3 separate regions of the Homo sapiens genome follow, and all the other regions are linked to region 1. A link is a contact called in ENCODE Hi-C or POLR2A ChIA-PET data. All regions are on one chromosome and are shown on one strand. Each heading gives the region's core, a stretch centred on a gene start or an enhancer-like site at or near the end of the contact. The rest is flanking DNA. Distances are from core to core; before and after follow the strand shown.

Region 1 (3,709 bases), core at 340-2,839:
GTTAAATATTTTGAAAAATTCAAAATGATCTTTTATATGAAAATGGGTTTTGTCAAGCTCTTTAATTTACCTTAAGGGATTCAATATAATTAATAAAACACTTTACTGATCATTAATAGTACCAAATGTTGGGGTATTCATTATATATCAGGCCCTTTCTAAGCACTTTTTAAAATACTTCACTTATGAGTAGTACTATTACTATCCTTATTTTACAGATAAGGTAAATAAGGTAACAAGGAGGTTAAGTATTTTGTCTAAGGTCACACAGCTAGTGTCAGAGCACTCAAACCCTGGTAGTATGACTCCAAAGTCCCTACCCATCACGTTGCATTGTCTATCAAAGTCAAACATCCAGAGTGGAATAACACTGTAAAAAATAAGACCAAACAAAAATCTTAGAATGAAATACATTGAAATGTTAATGGAGCTTGTCTAAGGTGAGCCTGAACACTCCGAACAGAGAGACTTTGCGTGTTTTCTTTATACTTTATTTCATTTATTTTATGCATTTTCAAAATGGTTTAATGGTTATCTTAGTTTTACAATAAAAATATAAAGAACTTTTCAAGTGACAGTATTATTATTTTAACCCCTTTTTAGGGGAGAGTTGCATTTGTTTAAGTCTTAAGCTCATTAATAGAATCCCTGTTTGATTAAGGAGCTCACAAAATACTTACAGAAAGGAGTAGAAACATAATTATTCAGTCCTAAAGTGGACTTCTTAGTCACTAAATTCTGATCAAATTTCAAAATTCTGAGGGTCAGAAGACCAGCACACGGTGACCTTGTAGCATGTGATCATGTATAATGCTTACAAATTAGATTAGGGAATTAAACGGGTGGTTTTAAAAGGCCAGGCAGGAAACAGGTGGAGAGCAATTATTTGTACCGTTCTTTCCATTTCTTTCCTTGTAGGTAAATCTAAGCTCTGTGGTGCAAAGCTTTTCTTAAACTAGCCTCACTGTCAGTTAGGTATTTTGTTTTGTCTAGAAAAATAAATATGCATTGCTGATGGCCAATTCAAATAGTATCTAATATAATCCTCAAAAGAAAGAGGAATCTAAAAGAAGTATCCCAGTAAAAATAGAATTTTAGTTTAGTTGGTTCTTTGTAAAAAAGTTAAAGGGAGGTCTGAGCTTAAATGAGGATGTTGTACCAGTGAGAAAGAGCGCCATGTACCACTACCACTTCCTGTTTTTAACCTATAGTGGGTAGAGGGCTGTGGGTTTTGTGGGCACTCCATTTATAACTCTTGACACTCTTGATGTGTCCTCGTTCCTCTTTTCCCACTCCACAAGGACAAGTCGTTTCCCTTCTCCTCAAACCTAGATCCCTACTCTTTATCATATTCTAAAGATGTTAACTCTTGAGTGACAGAAAAATCCCATGTGACTGTTGAAGTAAAGGAATATGCTGTTCTCGGTGGGTATTTGGGACTTTTGTTCCGGTAGAAAGGTGGATTGGGGGCTTCATTCATATTTTCCCATTCTGTTTTTGTGGTAACAAGACACATTTAAGGAGAAATAGGCGGTTTAAGAGGAGCACCCAATGGACTTGTTGCTCTCCTCCCCACAGATGTCAGTCATCTTGGGCAAGTTGCTTAGCCTCCGTTAATTTTAGTTTTGTAGTCGCCCAATGGGTTCACCTTGCCTGCTGCCTAGACAGAACCACTTTATTGAGACAGGGGAATTGCAATGGAGAAAGAGTAAGTCATGCAGAGTCAGCTGTGTGGGAGACCGGAGTTTTATTATTACTCAAATCAGTCTCCCAGAGCATTCGGGGATCAGAGTTCTTAAAGATAATTTGGCAGCTAGGGGCTTGGGAAGTGGGGAGTGATGATTGGTTAAGTTGGATATGAAATCATAGGGGGGTGAAGTAAGATTTTCTTGCTGTCTTCTGTTCCTGGGTGCAATGGCAGAACTGGTTGGGCGAGATTACCAGTCTGGGTGGTGTCAGCTGATACATGGAGTACAGCTCTGCAAAATATCTCAAGCACTGATCTTAGGTTTTACAATAATGATGTTACCCCGAGGAGCAATTTGGGGAGGTTCAGACTCTTGGAGCCAGAGGCTGCATGACCCCTAAACTGTAATTTCTAATCGTGTAGTTAATTTGTTAGTCCTGCAAAGGCAGACTGGACCCCAGGCAAGAAGGGGGTCTTTTTGGAAAAGGGCTGTTACCAATTTTGTTTCAGTCAAACCATGAACTGAATTCCTTCCCAAAGTTAGTTCGGCCTATGCCCAGGAATGAACAAGGACAGCTTAAGGGTTAGAAGCAAGATAGAGTTGGTTAGGTCTGATTTCTTTCACTGTCATAATTTCCTTGGTTATAATTTTGCAAAGGCAGTTTCAGTTTCTTTATCTATAAAATGGGGGTAATTAACAGGGTTGTTATAAAGATCTCATGGAACAATGTACACTTTACAACTATCTTTTCTTTTTTAAAGTCCTTTATAAAATTAAAAGTCAATCTTACCTAGCCAGCCACACAAAAGGAGGCTGCGGGTGGCTTTGGTCTGCAGGCTGTCCCTTGCTGACCCCTGATATAGATGCAGATCTTTGAAATCATGTGCCTGACATAAGGTAAAGTCTGTGGCCAGAGAACAAAGCAAAACTAACTGGCCCACAAAGGAGTAGTTTTCTAATTAAACCAACTACCACTCTGTGAGTAATAAAAGTTCAAGCTAACCTTGAAAATCCAACTCTCTGCACCACACTTAACCTGCTCTACTGTGATAACTCCAACCTGGCCTACTGTAAACCAGATGAGTGAGCAGAGAAGGCATTCTACCAATCATGGAGGTAAATAATGCTGTAAAACCATAGCCAGTATAGTTAAGTTGTCTGTTGCAGGCTAAGAAAAATACACTGTACCAAAACAGAGATCACACTGCTGTCCTTGGATAGGACCAAGGCACCTGAGGCAACTCAGCATAAATAGGACTGAGTGAACTCAGGGTATACACTCTAGCGCATGTGCGCGCACACACACACGCACACACACCCCTACCTTTCTGGGGCTAAGAGAATTGAATTCTTAGAACCCCCTTATCAGATGCATCACAGACGACTCATAAACTAGCAATAGCTGCTCAACTTCTAAAAACAATGAGTGGGACTCATCTCCTACACATGCCAACTATTTCTGTTTACAAAATAGGCACTCATTGTTAACGCAATGCTAACCACTTTCCCATTTCCCTATTTCTGAAAAGCTTCTTAATCCAGTGGATTTCAATAGAGTTCAATGGCACTGCCACTGTCCCTTTTCCATGTATTTCAAATGTTGGCAAGCCTGAATGTGCCATTTCTCCCTCTCCCGGGTTATTACTCCCAAACAACAGACTCTGATGTCAATGATTTTTGCTGCCAGCCAAAGGACAATTTTCTCTTCAAATCATTTCTAAGGAACTGTGACTATAACTCAAAGAATTCTAAAAACAAGAAACTGATTGGCAAGAGGAAAGATGAATGTGACTAGTCCGATGGACCTCCTAGGATCATCCGGAAGAGTAGGGTTTCCTTATTGACTTCCTCTTAACTGCTCTGTCTTTAGATCACAAGATCCAGTTTGGTATTTCCTAAGGAGGCAAAGAACTGCTCACTTAGGAATGCACAGAGGAGATGACTTACCATTTATAAGGAATAACTTGATAAATAGCACACAGACCATCTTCGTTGCCACTGAGAGCAAAATTATTATCTTG
Region 2 (3,928 bases), core at 173-2,672, 1.1 Mb after region 1:
CTCTTCTCACCCATCCCAGAGAGGAGAAAGTGTGGAGCACATAGTAAATCTTCAGAACATGTTTGATGTTGGATTGAATAATCTGCTTTATTTTATCATCTAATAACTCCTTAGTTAGATTAGACGGATGGCTGGTGAAAAAGTGTTTGGACTGATACTGTATTTATCTGCTCAGAATAAAAATATCTTACAAAAATCTATTATGTGTTTATGAAAGAAAGCCATCAAAATGTTAACAATAGTGGGATTGTCAAACTTCCAGATTTTCTGCACTTTACATATATAACTTTTGTAATTAAAAAATAGTTGATTTCCAGCCTGGCCAACATGCTGAACCCCCGTCTCTACTAAAAATACAAAAAATAGCAGGACGTGGTGGCACGAGCCTATAATCCCAGCTACTTGGGAGGCTGAGGCAGGAGAATCGCTTGAACCCAGGAGGCAGAGGTTGCAGTGAGCCGAGATTGTGCCACTGCACTCCAGCCTGGGTGACAGAGCAAGACACTGTTTCAAAAATAAATAAATAAATAAATAAATAAGGTTGATTTTAAAAATCTACTTAGAAAGCAGAGATTTAATTAAATATTATGGCTTTTCAATAATTTTTGTTGTGTACTATGCTCTCCCCAAACCAGTAGCCTAATAAAATTGAGTTTGAAAGTCCTCCATAAATTAACATGTTCTAATAATTCTATAAGAAAGAATGGAGATACAATATTTGATCTAGAAAGTGGATATCCAATGATCATCTGAGCAAGGAACACCATCCTCCTTAAAGTAAACAGCACACAGCTGTTTCCATCATGCTGACTGTAAGAAGATTATCATACTCAGAAAAGAAATTCCAGGAAACTGCGTTCCAATTAACATGGAAATGAATCCACAAAATAAATATGTATCCAGAGTTTATGCAATCCCAGGGTACAATGGAGACAGATGCAGATTGATCTAATCTGGTTGCATTAGGAATAAGAATGTTTGTTGGGGAACATTGTGTGGAAAGTTGACATTTGGTTCAATCAGGAAGGCCAAAGTAGAAATTATGAAAGCAATTTCCTTTGTCCAGTTAAATTAGGCATTCAAATAACAGGCTACTCTTTGACCTTCCTGGGAAAGGTCAGGATGGCATCGAATGGTCATTAAATAAATAGCAGGCCTGTTCTTGTAAATACTTTGTGAGACTTTAGGAAAACATATTCTGGATTGAAAATCAGCCAAAAAAGATCTGCAAGAATTTCTCTAACATATTTTTATTGCTTCTATTTATCCATTTTTAATTTGGAGAAATAGTAAGTACTGGTAAAAGCACAAGAACAAACTGAATATGGGGTCTATTGAACAAAATTAAGAGGTCACTTTTCTGCCACTTGCTAATATGTGCTGCAGCTGCTAAAAAAAGGAAGTTTTGTTGTTTGTTTGTTTTGGTTTTGGTTTTGGTTTTGAGACGGAGTTTCGCTCTTTTGCCCAGGCTGGAGTGCAATGGCGTGATCTCGCCTCACTGCCACCTCCTCCTCCCGGGTTCAATTGATTCTCCTGCCTCAGCCTCCCAAGTGGCTGGGATTATTGGCAGGTGCCACCATGCCTGGCTAATTTTTGTATTTTTAGTACAGACGGGGTTTCACCACGTTGGCCAGGCTGGTCTTGAACTCCTGTCCTCAGGTGACCTGCCCGCCTTGGCCTCCCGAAGTGCTGGGATTACAGGCGTGAGCCACCGCACCCAGCCAGAAAGAAGGTTTTTTGAAAAATAGCTCCTGTGGATGTCTCCCCAAGGCTCCACTTGATATAGCTAAGGAGAATTCCTGGCATGTATCATAAGATATATGGTTTCTTAATTAGATGGGTGACTTGCAGGACTAGAATTTAAGAACACTCTTCATGCTGCCTTAGGTTATAATTCCCAGCTTGCATTACAGCAATGGACATGCTGTTAATATTTTCTCCAACAGTCCAAACTGCAAGTATATGAAGTTAAATCAAATCTCTTTTCTTGTCCATTAAAGTTCAAGTTGCCATAATAAAAGCTGGCAAGTTGTTTTTATAAACACTAAATTAATAGAACAGATTTTGGCTGGGCACAGTGACTCATGCCTGTAATCCCAGCACTTTGGGAGGCTGATACAGGAGGATCACTCAAGTTCAGGAGTTCAAGACCAGCCTGGGCATCACAGGGAGACCTCGTCTCTATTAAAAATAAAAATAAAGACAACTAGCCTGGCTTGGTGGTGTGTGCCTGTGGTCCCAGCTACTTGGGAGGCTGAGGTGGGAGGATCCCTTGAGCCCAGGAGTTGCAGTGAGCTATGATTGCACCACTGCACTCCAGCCTGGGTAACAGAGCAAGACCTTGTCTCAGAAAACAAAACAAAAAATAAATAGAACAGATTTTAAAGTTATTTTTATATTATTCATACATCTTTTTTGCCCCTATCTTCTCATTCAGATTCAGATTTACCCAACATTTGCTATGTGTCAAGCTCCATGCTGGAGGATTTCATATTAAATTTACCATTATTTAGCCTTATAATTAGAGGTGGTTCAAAGACAAAGCCTGAATTAGGTGTTTTGATTCAAAATCATGGGTCCTTCAAAATATCAGTGGATTAGATTATTATCCTCGTGTAACTAAGATAATACAAGAAATATTTGGAGTCATATTTTAATGTGTTATCATTATTGTTATTGTAGAAGTAGTGTATATGCATCCATAATTTTTAAAATTTAAACAAAACGTAATTCCGTAAGTGAAAAGTAAAAGTTGTCCATCTTTTTCCTTCCCTACTCCCAGTTTTTCTCTACTGAAATACAGTACATTGTAAAAATGGCCATAATATTCTGTAGTTTCTCCCATTAAGAGGTAGAGTTGGCCGGGTGCTGTGGCTCACACCTGTAATACCAGCACTTTGGGAAGTCCAGCTGGGTGGATCACCTGAGGTCAGGAGTTCGAGACCAACCTGGCCAACATGGAGAAACCCTGTCTCTACTAAAAAATACAAAAATTAGTTAGGTGAGGTGGCATGCACCTGTAGTCCCAGCTACTCAGGAGGCTGAGGCAGGAGAATCGCTGGAACCCGGGAGGTGGAGGTTGCAGTGAGCCGAGATTTGCCACTGCACTCCAGCCTGGGCCACAGAGCAAGACTTCTTCTCACCAAAAAAAAAAAAAAAAAAAGGGTAGAGTCACCTTGAATCTGGGATGGCCTTGCCACATGCTTTGGTCAATAGAATACCACAGAACTGGCATTGAATGAGTTCCAAGCGTAGGCCCCAAGAGGCCTTGCAGCTTCCTATATTGTGTTCAAAGAGCACACTCTTTGAATAATGCCGTCACCATGTGACCACGCCCAGGATTGCCTGCTGGAAGGTGAGAAACCACATAAAGTACAGATGAGGGATCTCAGTTGAGACCCCTCAACCAGCCAAACCCCAGCCAACCTGGCCAGAACTGCTTGGATGAACCCAGCCTAACTTAATGGACTGAAGAATCATGAGATAAAAAAAAAAAAAAGGTTGTTATATTAAGCCACTAAGTTTTGGGGTAATTTGTTATGCAGCAGAAGCTAAATGATACAAGAGGTGACCATTTGAACAATTTCTGGCATTTGCAGACCATAAGGACACAAGAACAGCTATAACTCCATAGAATAATGAAATGATAAAGGAGAGAACCTGTACTATGAGCCTAACATGAACCTAGGGTAGGTAGAACTAGAAGACCATCATTAAGGAAATAAAAGGGAAGATGGAGAGAGTAGAGAGAGACAAAGTAAGGAAGGGGTTTTGGTTTTGTACAAACATGTAAATTCAAGCCTTCCTGCTTAAAAACTTCTCAGGCACAATACTTATGTGTTTGCTGTCAATCTAAGCAGATTTTTGTTGCCTCACCTTCTCAACTGGACAGAATTGCAGTGTGGATGGGCCTATTGTCTGGTTACCA
Region 3 (4,202 bases), core at 53-2,552, 1.7 Mb after region 1:
CCAGGCTCCCAAGTATCCGGTGGATTTCGTGGAAAACAGAGAAATCAAATGGGGGGTAGGAAGGAATATCTGTTAAATCAGTCAACACATGTTCAGCATCACATGGACTCATTTGGAGATGCTATGATGCAAGCGAGTGGAACAACATACTACCACAGCACAGCAACGGGGCAGTCCTGCAATGGGGTGGGGTGCTGCCTTGACATCAGGAAGTCTCTATGCTGGGGGTGAAGGCTGGAAAGGCTGGATCAAGCAGCCAGAGGCCCACAGTGAATGAGACCATTTCAGGGGAGCTGACAGAAGACCCAACCCTGCTTGAGGTTATTTGCTGCTATCAAGAAGCCAGCGCCCAGGACCAGAGTCCACATGTGGAGATGTCCAAGCCTCTGTGGCTTGAGAGCTGAAAGTCCCAGGAATGACAGGCAGAGACTAAAGAAGGCAGCAAAGAGAAAGAGGAGATGGGGGCTGGATAGGAAACATCAGACGCACAGGAGAGCCCAGCCAGGGTCGTGGCTGGAGCCAGCAAGCCCCATCTCCTGAGCCCTTCTCTGAACTCCCACCCGCACCCCACACACTCATGCATCTCAGTTGCAGACTCTGCTGGCCCGGGACCCACCTTGCAAAATCCTGGGTGGTATCCCTTCCTTCCCCTGCCCACCACCTTCTTATGCCCCTCCCCCCCACCCCGCCCCTTGAAAACAGAAAGCCAGGGAAGTTGCGGCTGATGAGGAAACACCTACCTGAAGGAGCAGGGGGCAGGTAAGTGGAGCCCAGGGGTGCTCTTCTGTGAGGTCTCACAGACACTTCAGACCCAAAGGCTTCTGAAATGAAGAAGGGGAAACCTTTTATCTAAGGCGGAGCGCTGACCGCCTCCCCAGTCTCTAAGGAAGTGGGCACGAGAGGCTCTTTCCAGGGACTTTAGTCCCCAGATCAGTGACTGCAAACAGAAGTGGCTTGTTGGGAGCAGGCATGCCATGTCATCGCTGGCAGGGGTGTGGGGGTGGCGGCTGGGCAGCAGCCAGGATGGCCCTCCCTCGAGGCAGGGAGTAGCAGGAGCAGTGGGAAGCGGTGGCGGCAACCAGCCCCAGGCAGAAGGAAACAGCCTCCCGCCTAGGCACTCCTTCTCCTCTCACAGCCCAGGGTGTCAGGAGGGAGGAAGGGCCTTTTCGTTAGGGAGACCCACACTCTCACTACCCCCTCCATCTCCAGATTGTAGGCAGCTCAGGAAGCAGAGCAACTGGGCCATGTGTCCTGCTGCTAAGAGCGGGAAGACGGCTGCCCCAGGCAGGGCAGAGGAGGTGCCGCACAGGAGCTGGGAATGGGGCAGGCTTGGATGGCAGCCCACAGCCTTGGCCTCTTGGGACAGCTTCAAAGGCAGGTGTCTGAGATCTCCTGTCTGTGGAGACCGGGTGTAGGCGGAGCAGGTGTTGCAGGGGTTAAATACAGCAAAGCATTGCTTTCAAACAGGATGTTTTCTGCCACTTTTAGCTCTTCCCCAGACATGCTCAACACCCCCAGCTGCAGTAGGGTTGACTCTGCTGCCCAGACTCTGGATCTTAGCAGCTGGCTGGGGGGCCAGCAAGGAGGGATGGGCAGAATAGTATCCTTTCCACTTCCACTCACACCCGGCCCTACTTGTCCACCTGCAGACATAGACAAACAGACAGACACACACACACACAAACACACAAACACACACTTCTTTCCTTCTCTGATGCCAACAGGAGGTGACCCTGGCAAAGGCCTTTAAGTCAGACCCCAGATGGGGTATGTCTAGACCCCAGCTTTTGTCTTTCTTTGGAGACCTCTGTCTTCCAGTGGCCTAAGCAGGGAAGGGGGAGAGCTCAAGGGGCTTCCAAGACCTGGGCCCGGTCCTAGAACTGTGAGCCGACTGAGGCCACTTGCCACCCCCTCCAGTACTGCCAGCTCCCAGGGAGCATCTGAGGAAAACACTAGTGGACAATGAGCCAAGATAACCTAAGCTGGGCTGGCCCACCCCCACAAGAAGCATGGGCAGTGGGAGGTGTCTGCTGAGGACAGGCATGCTGCCACGTACCCCCAACCCAGGCCCTCCTTTGCCCCCTCTGCTCCTACTGCCCAAGTCCTTCCCAGCTGACCACGCTCTGCAGGGTTCCTCCTCTGGCCTTATTGATTCCTCAGGCTCCTTTCCTGGTGCTCAGGAAGGTGAGGTGGGGACCGGGTGGATGCAGAAAGGAGCACTGCTTTCCTATCCTCAATCCCTGTGGTTTTCAGAGGTCAGAGGTGACATCCAGATAGACAACCACCCTGGAACTTAAAAAAAATGTTTCCGGAGTATTTACTACATGCCAGGCCTGCTAAGCTCTGCATACATTATTTCATTTAGCCCTCACAACAGTTCTGTGAGGCAGGGAGCAGTCCTACTTGTAGCAAAGCCAAATTTCAGAGCACTCTGAGTGACTTACCCAGGGTCCCACAGCTAGGCAAGTGGTGGTTCCTGGGGCCAAATGAGGACAGGCTGATTGTAGTGCCCAACTGGGTCCTTTTGCAATGACAATCATCAGAGCAGATGCCTACTGCTCCGCACTGGGCCCTGCTCCATGGTTTTCCTGTGTCCTCACTCACTTCACTCTCATAAGAGCCTCCTCCAGTGGGTACTTTATTGCCCCTATCTTAGGGGTGGAAACTGAGGCGCAGGGAAGGTGATTGTCTTTGGAGCTGGATTTGAATCTAGGTAGCTTAGCTCTGAGTCATTTCTGCAACCCTAAGCCGTGGACACCTTTCACTTCCACTAAGTCAGGAGCAATGCAGAGAACAATCCCCAGGTCATGAGGGAAGAACCTGGGGATTGTTCTTTTCCTTCCAAGGATCCCCAGGCCAAGGGATGGCAGGCCTCAGCCAGGTTCCATCCACTTTCTGTCACCCAGCCCCTCTCATCTGGGAAAATCCCATTCAATAGATGGGCCTCTCCTCCTCACTCGACTTTCCAATAGTGGACGGTCCTTTTAGGAGAGATATCCTAGATTCAGCCTCTAAGTCCAAGTGCAAGCCTATAGGAAAGTGGGGCAAAGACATAAGGTGGAAAGGAGGACAGGTGGAAAAACTGCTTAATACCTGCCCTCTGCCACGTCACACGCCCACCCCACCAGCAATTCATGTTCTGAGTACACAGAACATCCCACTGCTTTTGCTGGGACCGTCCCCAGAGCAACCCTCTCCTGACCCTGCTTTAGAAATACCAAACCCCCAGCACTAAGCTTCAGAGAAGCAGAGGGGGAGGAGCTCAACTCTGTAGAAAGCCCCTGGCTTCCATCCCTCCAGGGCCTGCATCCCACATCAAAAACCCTGCCTGACCCTGACCCCAGTGCTGACCTTGCCTTAGCAAGAAATGAGAAGATAACACGTTTCCTTCCAGTCACTGAAGCCACAACCATTGCCTCTCCTACACGTCTGCCTGTCAGCCCACACCACAGGCGGCCCCATCTTGCGGCAGCTTCTGTTAAATGGGCATCCCCGGGGCCATCTCGCCTACGGCAGTCTTGCAGGGTGGCAATTGCCAGGTGTCCTGGGCAGAGCCCTGGGAGGACAAAAATCAAAGTCCCTCATGGCTCAGTTTAACTCCACATTGACTGGACCCTCCTAAGGGTGGTAAAGCTGTGACTCTGAGAAGGACCATGGAGTGGACAAGAAGTCTGACCGCTAATGTCTTTTCTAGCTCTGAGAGCATGCAACTCCAAGACTGGAATTCCCATCATGAGAAGCACTATTTTTTTTTCTTTTTAAGAGACAAGGTCTCCTCTGTTACCCAGGCTAGAGTGCAGTTGCACAATCACAGCTCACTGCAGCCTCTAATTCCTGGGCTCAAGCAATCTTCCACCTCAGCTTCTCAAGTAGCTGGGGTTACAGGTGTGAGCCACGCCAGGAAAGAAGACCTTAAATGAGATGAAGCTTTCTCCCTGATCCCTCATTAGCCAGATGAACCACAACATTCATGCCTCAGTGAGTGAGACTCACTCATCCTCAGATGCCAATGAGCAGGAAGGGCACAAAAGATGTGGCCCCTAATCGACCCCAGGAGAGGGGTCCTCTCTCTGCCAGGTTGGGACTGGAGTGATCTAAACTGGGCTTTCTAATTGTTGACATTGTTCCAAAGTTCCTACTCCTTCTAGAAAGAAATGGAAAGCTAAGCTATTTCCCCACAGAGTGGGAGACAATTCTTCTTC

Evidence for each region. A loop is a pair of places that touch in the nucleus more often than their neighbours do. ChIA-PET counts read pairs that join two places held with the same protein, here RNA polymerase II (POLR2A). Pooled maps may share reads with other maps.
Region 2: a loop to region 1 is called in a pooled map, with 8 times the contacts of the local background. The contact joins two enhancer-like sites. A Hi-C loop is called at or near these places in 2 of 37 single-sample maps with no recorded cell type and 3 of 50 pooled maps.
Region 3: a loop to region 1 is called in a pooled map, with 7 times the contacts of the local background. The contact joins two enhancer-like sites. A Hi-C loop is called at or near these places in 1 of 37 single-sample maps with no recorded cell type and 7 of 50 pooled maps. POLR2A ChIA-PET finds 5 or more read pairs at or near these places in 1 of 52 experiments (activated CD8-positive, alpha-beta memory T cell).

The regions. Positions count from the first base shown.
Region 1 is chr12:46,216,967-46,220,675 of GRCh38, forward strand. The region is part of intron 5 of SLC38A1 (solute carrier family 38 member 1); the gene reads right to left. Among named protein-coding and RNA genes, the nearest start is that of SLC38A1, 50 kb to the right of the region's middle. RefSeq lists a silencer at 2,959-3,018. Within about 2 kb of position 1,590, at least 15 of the 41 ENCODE cell types and tissues checked have a DNase peak (open chromatin) inside an H3K27ac peak, as active enhancers do.
Region 2 is chr12:47,315,874-47,319,801 of GRCh38, forward strand. No RefSeq gene overlaps it. Among named protein-coding and RNA genes, the nearest start is that of LINC02416, 36 kb to the right of the region's middle. Within about 2 kb of position 1,423, at least 4 of the 41 ENCODE cell types and tissues checked have a DNase peak (open chromatin) inside an H3K27ac peak, as active enhancers do.
Region 3 is chr12:47,881,954-47,886,155 of GRCh38, forward strand. It overlaps VDR (vitamin D receptor), which reads right to left. Exons shown (of 10, transcript NM_000376.3): 2 at 741-821. Among named protein-coding and RNA genes, the nearest start is that of VDR, 21 kb to the right of the region's middle. RefSeq lists enhancers at 588-1,100, 1,238-1,347, 1,778-1,967. Within about 2 kb of position 1,303, at least 10 of the 41 ENCODE cell types and tissues checked have a DNase peak (open chromatin) inside an H3K27ac peak, as active enhancers do.